Regions from separate parts of the Homo sapiens genome. Here region 2 is linked to region 1. A link is an interaction called in ENCODE POLR2A ChIA-PET data of the cell type or tissue named here. Cell type or tissue: K562. All regions are shown on one strand. Links, peaks and the distances in the headings refer to the core of each region. The heading gives the core; the rest is flanking DNA.

Region 1 (5,372 bases), core at 277-5,276:
CACTGCTCAGAAAGAGAAATGGCTGCTTTCATCCAAAGGACTCCAGATAATTGGCACCTACGCCCAGACGGAAATGGGCCACGGTTAGTCCACATTGAGGGTCTGTGGGTAACCCACCTCAGGACATCAGTTAACAGTGATTGCTGGCATTTGACTTTTTTCTGCTGCTACCTGTTTGGGATTCTATTTTTAAGTTGTTAAGTCAAAATTCAACTTCTTGTTTTCTCCTAGACATTTTCCCTGGAAACTGGTCCAGGGCTCTGGCCTATAAACGTCATTCACTGTTATTTCCTAAAGCCTTTTATTATTGAACAGCTTGAAAAGATGGGGTTTACAGTGCAGCGGGGAACCCCATTATGTTACTCTGGGTCTAATGAGTAAAGACTTTGTTGGAAATTCTTCAGAGGGTTAGTGCCTCAGCAATATCTGGAAAGCGCCTCTCTGCTCTAATGCAGTTAAAGCTGTGGATTTTAATGGGGGCAGCAGGCAGTGGCAGCTACCTGTCTCATCTCATTGCCCACTAGCAGGGTTATAAGGCAGTTTGGAAAAAAGTCCATGATTCTCTTCATCTGACTTCAGTCTTTTTAGACATTTTTTCCCCTACATGTCTGGGAACTCTTGTGTTGCCAGTAATTCTTTGTTAAATTGTTCCTAAATATCTGGCTTCCTTCAAAAAGTTTTGCTTTTGATCTTAATGTGAAATAGGTTTGTTTTCATAGACAAGGCCATTGGCAGGTTTGAGTGTTTGGAATTTGAACTGCCCAGCCTCATGTCTAATTATCAAAATGGCAGGAGTAAAGAAAGGGAAAGAAAAAGGGATGCAGATATCAGGGAAACATCATTTTGTGTTTGATTGCTGATTTCAGTGTGTGAATTGGTTTAAGGAAAATGTTATTTATTGTCATCTCCATGGGTACTGCAGCTTTCTGGTCATGGTTTGATGTTCCAGACACTTTACTAAACACTCAAGACTTCAACTTCAAGATGGTCAGTACTGAAATTATAAGCCTGAAAGAAAGGTTTGTAAAGGAAGATAAGATTCTTTTTTTTTTTTTTTTTTTTGAGACAGAGTTTTGCTTTTTTTGCCCAGGCTGGAGTGCAATGGCATGATCTCAGCTCACTGCAACCTCCGCCTCTGGGTTCAAGTGACTCTCCTGCCCGAGCCTCCCGAGTAGCTGGAATTACAGGTGCTCACCACCACGCCCGGCTGATTTTGTATTTTTAGTAGAGACGTGGTTTCTCCATGTTGGCCAGGCTGGTCTTTAACTCCTGACCTCAGGTGATCTGTCCACCTTGGCTTCCCAAAGTGCTGGGATTACAGGCTACAGGCGTGAGCCACCGCGCCTGGCTGACAGATCCTTCCTTTTTTTTTTTTTTTTTGGAGACAGAGTCTCACTCTGTCGCCCAGGCTGGAGTGCAGTTGTGCCATCTCGGCTCGGTGCAAGCTCCGCCTCCTGGGTTCACGCCATTCTCCTGCCTCAGCTCCTCAGTAGCTGGGACTACAGGTGCCCGCCACCACGCCCGGCTAATTTTTTGTATTTTAGTAGAGACGGGGTTTCACCGTGTAAGCCAGGATGGTCTTGATCTCCTGACCTCGTGATCTGCCCTCCCAAAGTCCTGGGATTACAAGGCATGAGCCACTGCACCCGGCCTGAGAGATAAGATTCTTTATGTAGTCCTCCTCGCTTGGAGTATCTGTGTGTTTGTGTACATGCATGCGTGGTGTGTGTGTGTGTTGTAATTTTGAAGTAGCTTTGTGGTACAGAACTCTGTTTCAGTATTCATCATTATAGAATTTATTCGACTTAACAGTCATGCTGTTCATAGGAGGCATAAGATGTGAAATAGTCTGAGGCTAATGGATTTGTTAAGTATACCTCTTACCTCTTGTTGGTCTAATGCTTCTGCCTCATTTATAAAGTAATATCACAAATATATATTTGCCCTAATTTTTTTTTTTTTTTTTGAGTCAGAGTCTCATCCTGTGCCCCAGGCTGAAGTGCAGTGGAGTGATCTCAGCTCACTGCAACCTCCACCTCCTGGGTTCAAGGGATTCTCCTGCCTCAGCCTCCTGAGTAGCTGGGATTACAGGCACCTGCCACCATGCCCGGCTAATTTTGTTATTTTTAGTAGAGATGGGGTTTGGCCATTTTGGCCAGGCTGGTCTCAAACTCCTTACCTCAGGTGATCCACCTGTCTCAGCCTCCCAAAGTGCTGGGATTACAGGTGTGAGTCACCACGCCCGGCCTGCCCTAATTTTTGAAAGGAGAGAGGAAGAAAGGAAGACTTGAACTATACTGGTTTGAGGCAAACAGAAGTTGGACAGAGATCCTATATGGCTGTGGGCAAGTTTGCATTTGTTAGAGTTTTCGTTCCCTTATTGCTTTTAGTTTTGGGTATTTTTTTTTTTTTTTTTGAGACAGAGTTTTGCTCTTGTTGCCCAGGCTGGAGTGCAATGGCGCGATCTCGGCTCCCCGCAACCTCCGCCTCCCAGGTTCAAGTGATTCTCCTGCCTCTCCCTCCCTAGTAGCTGGGATTAGAGGCGTGTGCCACCATGCCCGGCTAATTTTGTATTTTCAGTAGAGACGGGGTTTCTCCATGTTGGTCAGGCTGGTCTCGAACTCCCGACCTTAGGTGATCTGCCCGCCTCGGCCTCCCAAAGTGCTGGGATTATAGGCGTGAGCCATCATGCCCAGCTAGTTTTGGGTATTTTCTTGTATTTAAACCAACGTTGTCTTAATCTCTGTGGTTTAGAGAACAGTGTCCTAAGATTAGTCTTTTTTCTTGCTGGAATTTTGCTAATTCATATTGCTGTTCTTGGTTGATGACTGATCTTTTCCTTGGAAATAAGTCAGGTTGGTTAATTTGCATCACGTGACGGTTTTATCTTATATGGAATACACAAAAAGTCAACGTCCAGGAGATCGGCAATAGAGCAGCTTATATAGAATGAGATCTAACTATTTAAATTCTGAGACTTTGGAAAATGGATCAACAGTGAACAGTGATTATCTAACGCGGTCTCACAGAAGTAGCTGTAACTTTGGGTTTGGGATTCTTTCACTTCTGGGTAGCTGCTGAGAAGTGAAGGGGCTCAGAAGTATTCAGGTTCACTCCATGTTCCTTCCAAATCCTAAAATTCAGTCACCTACAGAAAGTCTCAGTCACCAGCATTATCCTTCTTTCTAGAGTGTGTCTTCTTTCCTCTAAGGACACGAAGAAACTCGGATATACACCTGCCCTGTGGGTCTGGGAGCCATAATCAAAGGCAGAGGCCTGAACCTGGGTGATAGGCTCACCTCCCTGGAGTTCTGGGATCAAAGGAACAGCCTGGGGAACTGGGTCCATGTTATCATCCTGACCATATGTTTCTTTAGGCCACAAAACAGGTCGTTTGTTTGCTCTTCACAGATATGTAATCATTTCAAGATGTGGCCATTTCTGGAGATTCTTCTTGCTTTGTTTTCCTTGTTTGCTTGCTTGCTCACTTCCTTCCTTCCTTCCTCTTTTTTTTTTTTTTTTTGAAGGAGTCTCATGTTGCCCAAGCTGGAGTGGTGCAATGGTACAATCTCGGCTCACTGCAACCTCCACCTCCCCCTGGTTGAAGTGATTCTCCTGCCTCAGCCTCCTGAGTAGCTGGGATCACAGGTGTGCACCACCATACCTGGCTAATATTTATATTTTTAGTAGAGACAGGGTTTCACCATGTTGGCCAGGCTGGTCTTGAACTCCTGACCTCAGGCGATCTGCCCACCTCGGCCTCCCAAAGTGCTGGGATTAGAAGTGTAAGCCACTGCACCCGGCCTCTTTCTCGCTCTCTTTCTGTCTTCTTCCCTTCCTCCATTCCTTTCGTTCCTTTCTTTCTTTATTCCTCACCCATGGACTGGGGTCACATTGCCTTGTTTCGTATTACCATCTATTTAGGAATATAGAGATTGTATGATACATAGTTATCCTTGAAGCTGATGCAGTATCCTGGCAAATTGCCATCATTAACACTTAAATATGAAATAATGCACCTTTCTTTGAAACTGGAAAGAGGTAGTAAACTTGATTTTTAAGTCATCAGTCTTTACCGCACTCCGTTGCCCTCTCTCCCTAGGCTTAACAGTCTCCTCTTCCCTCTGCCCAAGTGATTCTCTTCCCTGTTGGACTTCTCATGAGACTTGCTTCCCTGGGGATTTGGGCTAAATTTCACCAATATTAGTGATAATAATATAAACTTTATGAAAGCTGTGTTCTGGCCAGGCACGGTGGCTCACGCCTGTAATCCCAGCACTTTGGGAGGCCAGCGTGGGTGGATCACCTGAGGTCGGGAGTTCGAGACCAGCCTGACCAACATGGAGAAACCCCGTCCGTACTAAAAATACAAAATTACCTGGGTGTGATGGTGCGTGCCTGTAATCCCAGCTACTAGGGAGGCTGAGGCAGGAGAAGCTTTTGAACCTGGGAGGTGGAAGTTGTGGTGAGCTGAGATTGCGCCATTGCGCTCTAGCCTGGGTAACAACAGTGAGACTCCGTCTCAAAAAATAAATAAATAAATAAATAAATAAGACGCTGTATTCTTTGGGGTCATACTTCTGGAATACCTCTCAGAAATGAATTACTATATTGAGGGACATGAGCATTTTAGAGCTTTTGCTGCATAGTTTGAGGCTTTTCCTGAAACACAGAACCAGTTGACAATATATTGAGCAAGCTCTGTACCTGTATTTCCACAGCTCCATCAACGTGGTCACTTTAATTTATTTTGCTACTTTAACATATTTCTTTTTTTTTTTTTTTGAGACGGAGTTTTGCTCTTGTTGCTCAGGCTGGAGTGCAGTGGCGTGATCTCGGCTCACCGCAACTTCCGCCTCCCGCATTCAAGCGATTCTCCTCCCTCGGCCTCCTGAGTAGCTGGGATTACAGGCATGCGCCACCACGCCCGGCTACTTTTGTATTTTTAGTAGAGACGGGGTTTCTCCATGTTGGTCAGGCTGGTCTTGAACTCCTGACCTCAGGTGATCCGCCCGCTTCAGCCTCCCAAAGTGCTGGGATTACAGGCATGAGCCACTGCACATGGCCTACTTTAATATATTTCTTTTTTTTTTTTTTTTTTTCAGGCGGAGTCTCGCTTTGTCGCCCAGGCTGGAGTGCAGTGGCATGATCTCCGCTCGCTGCAAGCTCCGCCTCCTGGGTTCACGCTATTCTCCTGCCTCAGCCCCCTGAGTAGCTGGTACTACTGGCACCCTCCACCATGCCCGGCTAACTTTTTTTTTTTTTTTTTTTTGAGACGGAGTCTCGCTCTGTCGCCCAGGCTGGAGTGCAGTGGCGGGATCTCGGCTCACTGCAAGCTCCACCTCCCGGGTTCACGCCATTCTCCTGCCTCA
Region 2 (5,372 bases), core at 244-5,243, 260 kb after region 1:
CTGGGACTACAGGTGCCCACCACCATTATCGGCTGATTTTTGTATTTTTAGTAGAGATGGGGTTTCACCACGTTGGCCAGGCTGGTCTCGAACTCCTGGCCTCAAGTGATCTGCCTGCCTCCTCCCAAAGTGTTGGGATTACAGACATGAGCCACCACGCCCAGCCAATTATTTTTTATTTGTATAGTATTTTCTCCCTTCTTATACAAGATAATTTATTACATGTACTGTTTGATACCTTTTTTCATTTAATCTCTCCTAAAGATCACTCCAAATAATCTATCCATGAAGATCTTTTTTTCAGTTTTTTTTTTTTTGAGACAGAGTCTCACTGTATTGCCCAGGCTGGAGTGCAGTGGCGCAATCTCGGCTCACTGCAATCTCTGCTGCCCGGCTTCAAGCAATTCTCCTGCCTCAGCCTCCTGAGTAGCTGGGATTATAAGCACCTGCCATCACACCAGGCTAGTTTTTGTATTTTTAGTAGACATGGGGTTTCACCATGTTGGCCAGGCTGGTCTTGAATTCCTGTCCTTGTGATCTGCCCGCCTTGGCCTCCCAAAGTCCTGGTATTAAAAGGCATGAGCCACCGCGCCCGGCTCCCTTTTTTTTTTTTTTTGAGACGGAGTTTTTGCTCTTGTTGCCCAGGCTGAAGAGCATTGGCACAATCTCAGCTCACTGCAACCTCTGCCTCCCGGGTTCAAGCTATTCTCCTGCCTCAGTCTCCCAACTAGCTGGGACTACAGGCATGCGCCACCACGACCAGCTATTTTTTTTTTTTTTTTAGTAGAGATGAGGGTTCACTATGTTGGTCAGGCTGGTCTCGAACTCCTGGCCTCATGGGATCCAGTCCCTTGGCCTCCCAAAGTGCTGGGATTACAGACGTGAATCACTGCGCCCGGCCCCTTGTTCTTTTTTGTGTGGCTTAATAGCCTTCCAACCCCCTCCGCCCCTGAGAGGGAGTTTTGCTCTTGTCGCTCAGGCTGGAGTGCAATGGCGCAATCTAGGCTCACTGCAACCTTCGCCTCCTGGGTTCAAGCGATTCTCCTGCCTCAGCCTCCCAAGTAGCTAGGATTACAGGCACCTGCCACCACGCCCGGCTTTTTTTTTTTTTTTTGAGATGGAGTCTTACTCTATCGCCCAGGCTGGAGTGCAGTGGCGCGATCTCGGTTCACTGCAAGCTCCGCCTCCTGGGTTCACGCCATTCTCCTGCCTCAGCCTCCTGAGTAGCTGGGAATACAGGCACCCACCACCACACCCAGCTAATTTTTTTTGTATTTTTAGTAGAGACGGGGTTTCGCCGTGTTAGCCAGGATGGTCTCAATCTCCTGACCTTGTGATCTGCCCGTCTTGGCCTCCCAAAGTGCTGGGATTACAGGCGTGAGCCACTGCACCAGGCTCAATAGCCCTTAAAAAATCCCTTATTATAGAGATTTCCAAATAGATACAAAATTAAAGAGAATATTGAACACTCCTGTACCTATCACTGAACCTCAATAATTGTCAATGCATCACCAATCGACAGCAGCCCTTTGGAAATCGAGCCCTAGGAGGCTTGAGTGATGCTGTGAGCACAGGGCTTGGGGGCTGGAAACTTTCATTTCAGTGACCCTAGGAGCAGAGACCACCCCTTTGGAAGATGAGCAAACTCACCTCTCCTTTCATCCCTCCATTCCCCCAACCACCTGTGTACTTATCTCATGCCAGGCACTGGAGCAGAGTGTTATTTATGCCTGCTTTGTTTCTGCTTACAAGAACTAGGAGACATGAGCTGTCTCATCCCGCTTGTGGGCAGAGATTACACGGCAGTTCAGTGTGATCCTAAAAGCAAGGGGGTGCTGTGAGTGTTGAGAAAGGAGCACCTACCTGTCCAGCAGAGTCAGGAGGGGATTATACAAACCTGAGACACATCTTGGGGTACTACATGTGCAAGGTGGGAAGCTAAATGAATCCTGATGCCCACCCAAGATCAGAGCCCTCGGGAGAGGTAGCAGGTGTGTGGGTGGGGGACAGTAGGAGCCGTGGACAGAGTTCAGTTTGGACACTGTTCTCTGGCGAGCAGACACACACTGGTTAGAAACAACTTTGGCCCCTAGTGCCTGGGCCATCCACCCACAACAGGAACTGTTCACACACCTCTGGGCCATCCTTGATGTGACTAAGGTGGGCAAGCACCATTTTATAGAAGAGTAAATGAAAGTCTAGAAGGATTAAAAACCTTGACCCAACTCACGAGGCTGGTAAGTGGGGCAGCAGTTTTGGCCTGGGGTTGCCCAACTTCTAAGCCTATGTTCATTCTCCAGGCCCCCTACCTCTGCGGCCCCGCAGGAGACAGTCATTACTGCTTTAACTGGACAGATGAATGGCAGCGCCAGGGCTGCCCAGAGGAAAGCGGGGAGGGGAAAGACCTGCCAAACCCTACCCCGCCGACAGAGCACGAGACGGGGGACAGGCCAGGAGTTTGCTTCTCTCCTTGGTCTACAACAAAAAAAAATTGGATTTAGCCAACAAAAAACACTGGCAGGAACTTTACAGTTTATAAAGCTTTTGCATAAGTCACCTCTGGTTCTTCCCAACCATCTTACGACGCTTTATTACTGTGATTTCAGAGAAGAAACAGGCTTACAGAGGTTAAGGGCTTGAGACCACTCAACTGGTTTTAAGTGGAATCCAGACCAGAGGTGCCGGCTCCACGTCTACTGCCCTTTCCACGGTGCCATGCTGCCTCCCACAAAACATCCACAGTGCCCTTGGCCAATGAGGGGCCGCCATCGGAGGTCACAGGAAGCCTTTTCACAGTCCCTCTGGGGCATGAGTGGGGAGCAGCTCTTCTCCCCAGAGCTTTAAAGCCCCATCGAGGAAGGGGTGAGAACTGACCTCCTGAAGTGCCCGAGTGTGTGTGTACGGGGAGAGTGGACTCAATTTTTATTTTTGAAACCTCATGCACAGAGTTCCTTATATTCCCCAGGTCCCACAAGAGTACCAGGTGCCATTTCAGAACCACCTTTCTAAACCTCTGCCCACCCACTGAAAGCAACACGGCCCTTCACAGCCTGGCTTCCTTCTTTTGACACACAGCCCTTCCGCTCCAGTGGAGAATCGCCAAAGATCATGAAGGGTAAATAGTCTCCTCTGAACCCCTGGTCTGGGAAACCCGTTTCAACCCCGGGGGGAGCCCAGTGGCCACTGGTGCTGCCCAGGGGCTGCTGTGGGGCAGAGATAACACACAGAGGAAGGGTGGGGTGGCAGGAGCCCTCCCAGGAGCAGGGCTTGCCTGTAAACAATGAGCTGCCGCCTCGCCAAGGCAGGAGGTGATTCATCTCCCCCGCTGCTCAGCTCCTGCTGGCTGCGCTCACCGGGCACCAAAGGACTGGGGCAGCCCTGGCCAGGCGCTGACGCCTCCCCACTCTCTGCACAGGTCAGGATCTCACCCCAGCCCTTCTGGAAACTGGCTTGACTTCAAAAGCCTTCCTGGGTGTGTCCAAAAAGTGATCTGGTCTGGGGAGTGCTCAAGTGCACTCAAGGGAGCACAGCTCCACCATCACCCGAGAACTGGCTGGGTTTTGGGATCAAGGCGGCAGATGGGGCATACGTGGGGCTCGGGGACTCCCGCCTGTCCATGCCCAGAGGCATACACGGATAACAACGGTGACTTCTTGGGTCACCCCTCTGAACAGCGTCCCAGGCCTCCATCACCCTGTTGTCAACCCTGAGGCAATAGTCCCAACCAAGACTATTGAGTCTTGGGGGACATGTGAGCTGAAGCATTTGCCTGCAAACAGAATGCAGGAGAGGCCAGTGCATCTGAGATGCCAAGAGGTAAGAATACGGCACTTTTAATAGGCGGCAGACCCCAGGTGGTGCGTGGACAGACCCTGTCCACAGCGCCTGGCTCCCGTGCTGCCTGTCCTTCCATCTGGAATGCCAAACAGAAGCTCCTCTCAGGTGGCATCTGGGGAGTAGGTCCCAGTCCTGAAATATACAAAGTGGCGCCTCCCACTGGGCAGTGGTCACTGGGCTGCACGGTCCTTTCAAGTCCTAGGGTGGCCCCTCAGGTCACTGCTTGGCCTTCTTCACAATGGTGCCCACAGCAGAGATGACGGTGGTCTTGGAGCCGCTGGCGCTGGTGGTGACCGTGACAACAGCTGGCAGGGTGGCTGTGGTGGTGAGGATGGTGGGCTGGGCTATCGTTGTCACTGGGATAGCCGAATCCCACTTGCTCTTTCTCTTCTGAGCATCTGGAGATAAAGCAGAAATCAGGATCACGATCCACCAATGAGCGGTGCCCTCTTTCCCTTCCCCCTGCAGGCCAGCGGGAGTCTAGGGAGCAGACCCCGAAGTGGCCCACCCCAGACTCCAAAGGTGCTTCTCAAAGTAGCAAGGCTGAGCCCAGGCCCAGATCCACGTGCTGTCTGTCGCCCAAACAAGCCAGGGAGACCCTGGCTCCATGTGTGTGGCAGGAGGCAGGGCAGCTCTGCAATCTACCTGCAACAGCTGTGCTGGCAGTGGTAGTGGTGGTGGACGTGGCGTTGGTCGTGGTGCCTTTTTTGGTGCCCGTCACAAACTCAATCTGGAGAGGGAGAGGGAAGAGAATAAGACCAGGCAAAGCTGGGTGTCCACAGCTTTTTGCCATCCGTCAGCTCCTGGGGGACAGGAGCTTGGCACTACACAAAAGAGGCATTGGAAATGAACTCTGCTCTGCCCATCTGGGGTAGGGCGAGATGTCTAAGAAGAACCCAAAGGGGCTTTTCACTCTTAAAAGAACTTTCCAAACAGTACTGTATCCCTCCCGGCATCACCAGGTCTCTGCACATGCCCGGCACCCCCCGCCCACCGCCCCACCTCACATGCCCAGAACCGTTTGGCCAGGCCCCTCCTCCTCACACCCAGGAGGAGGCGGTGCCCGCCCGCACAGGGGAAGGACAGCTCCGGTCCCCAGGCGCTGCAGACACGTCCCTGCAACAAGCCTGGGGTTTGGAAGGGAGAGGGAAAGAGAGAGAAGGGAGATTCAATCAAGGGTTAAGAATGAGAAACCCCAACTATCCCCTTGCACCAGCTCCCACGTTCCTGGCCCAGCAGCCAGCACCTCCAGAGGGCCACCAGCATGCCCAGGCCCCACAGCCCCTCTGCTTGGGGTGAGGGAAGCGGTCTGGAGGCCGCAGCTGCTTGAGGATGGTCAGGCCGAGCCAGAAGTGGGAGGAGCTGGTGTCCTGATGCCCGGCTCTGAGACTGGTCACAAAGGGAACAAGGCCCAGAGATAACAGTTTGGTCTCCCAGCCAAACTGATGCTCCCTGAAGAACCCAGACCACACTGCCAGGGAACAAGTGGTGCTCAGGGCCCTAACGTGGGACCTAATAGGTAGCACCCAGGCGAG

Evidence for each region. ChIA-PET counts read pairs that join two places held together with the same protein. Peaks named below come from ENCODE experiments on the same cell type or tissue, not always from the same donor. Only the 100,000 strongest peaks of a DNase experiment are listed, where the experiment ranks them.
Region 2: POLR2A ChIA-PET joins it to region 1 with 5 read pairs; 2 of 35 experiments call an interaction of 5 or more read pairs at or near these places.

What each region holds. Positions count from the first base shown.
Region 1 is chr17:75,968,336-75,973,707 of GRCh38, reverse strand. All of the region lies in intron 2 of ACOX1 (acyl-CoA oxidase 1), which reads left to right. Among named protein-coding and RNA genes, the nearest start is that of ACOX1, 8.1 kb to the left of the region's middle. RefSeq lists a silencer at 3,523-3,642. In K562, for the core only: no CTCF peak of the experiment used is centred there; a DNase peak (open chromatin) is centred at 3,327.
Region 2 is chr17:75,705,203-75,710,574 of GRCh38, reverse strand. It overlaps SAP30BP (SAP30 binding protein), which reads right to left. Exons shown (of 11, transcript NM_013260.8): 10 at 4,483-4,567; 11 at 2,516-4,235. The coding sequence ends at 4,054. Among named protein-coding and RNA genes, the nearest start is that of ITGB4, 14 kb to the left of the region's middle. RefSeq lists an enhancer at 2,985-4,184. In K562, for the core only: no CTCF peak of the experiment used is centred there; a DNase peak (open chromatin) is centred at 3,227.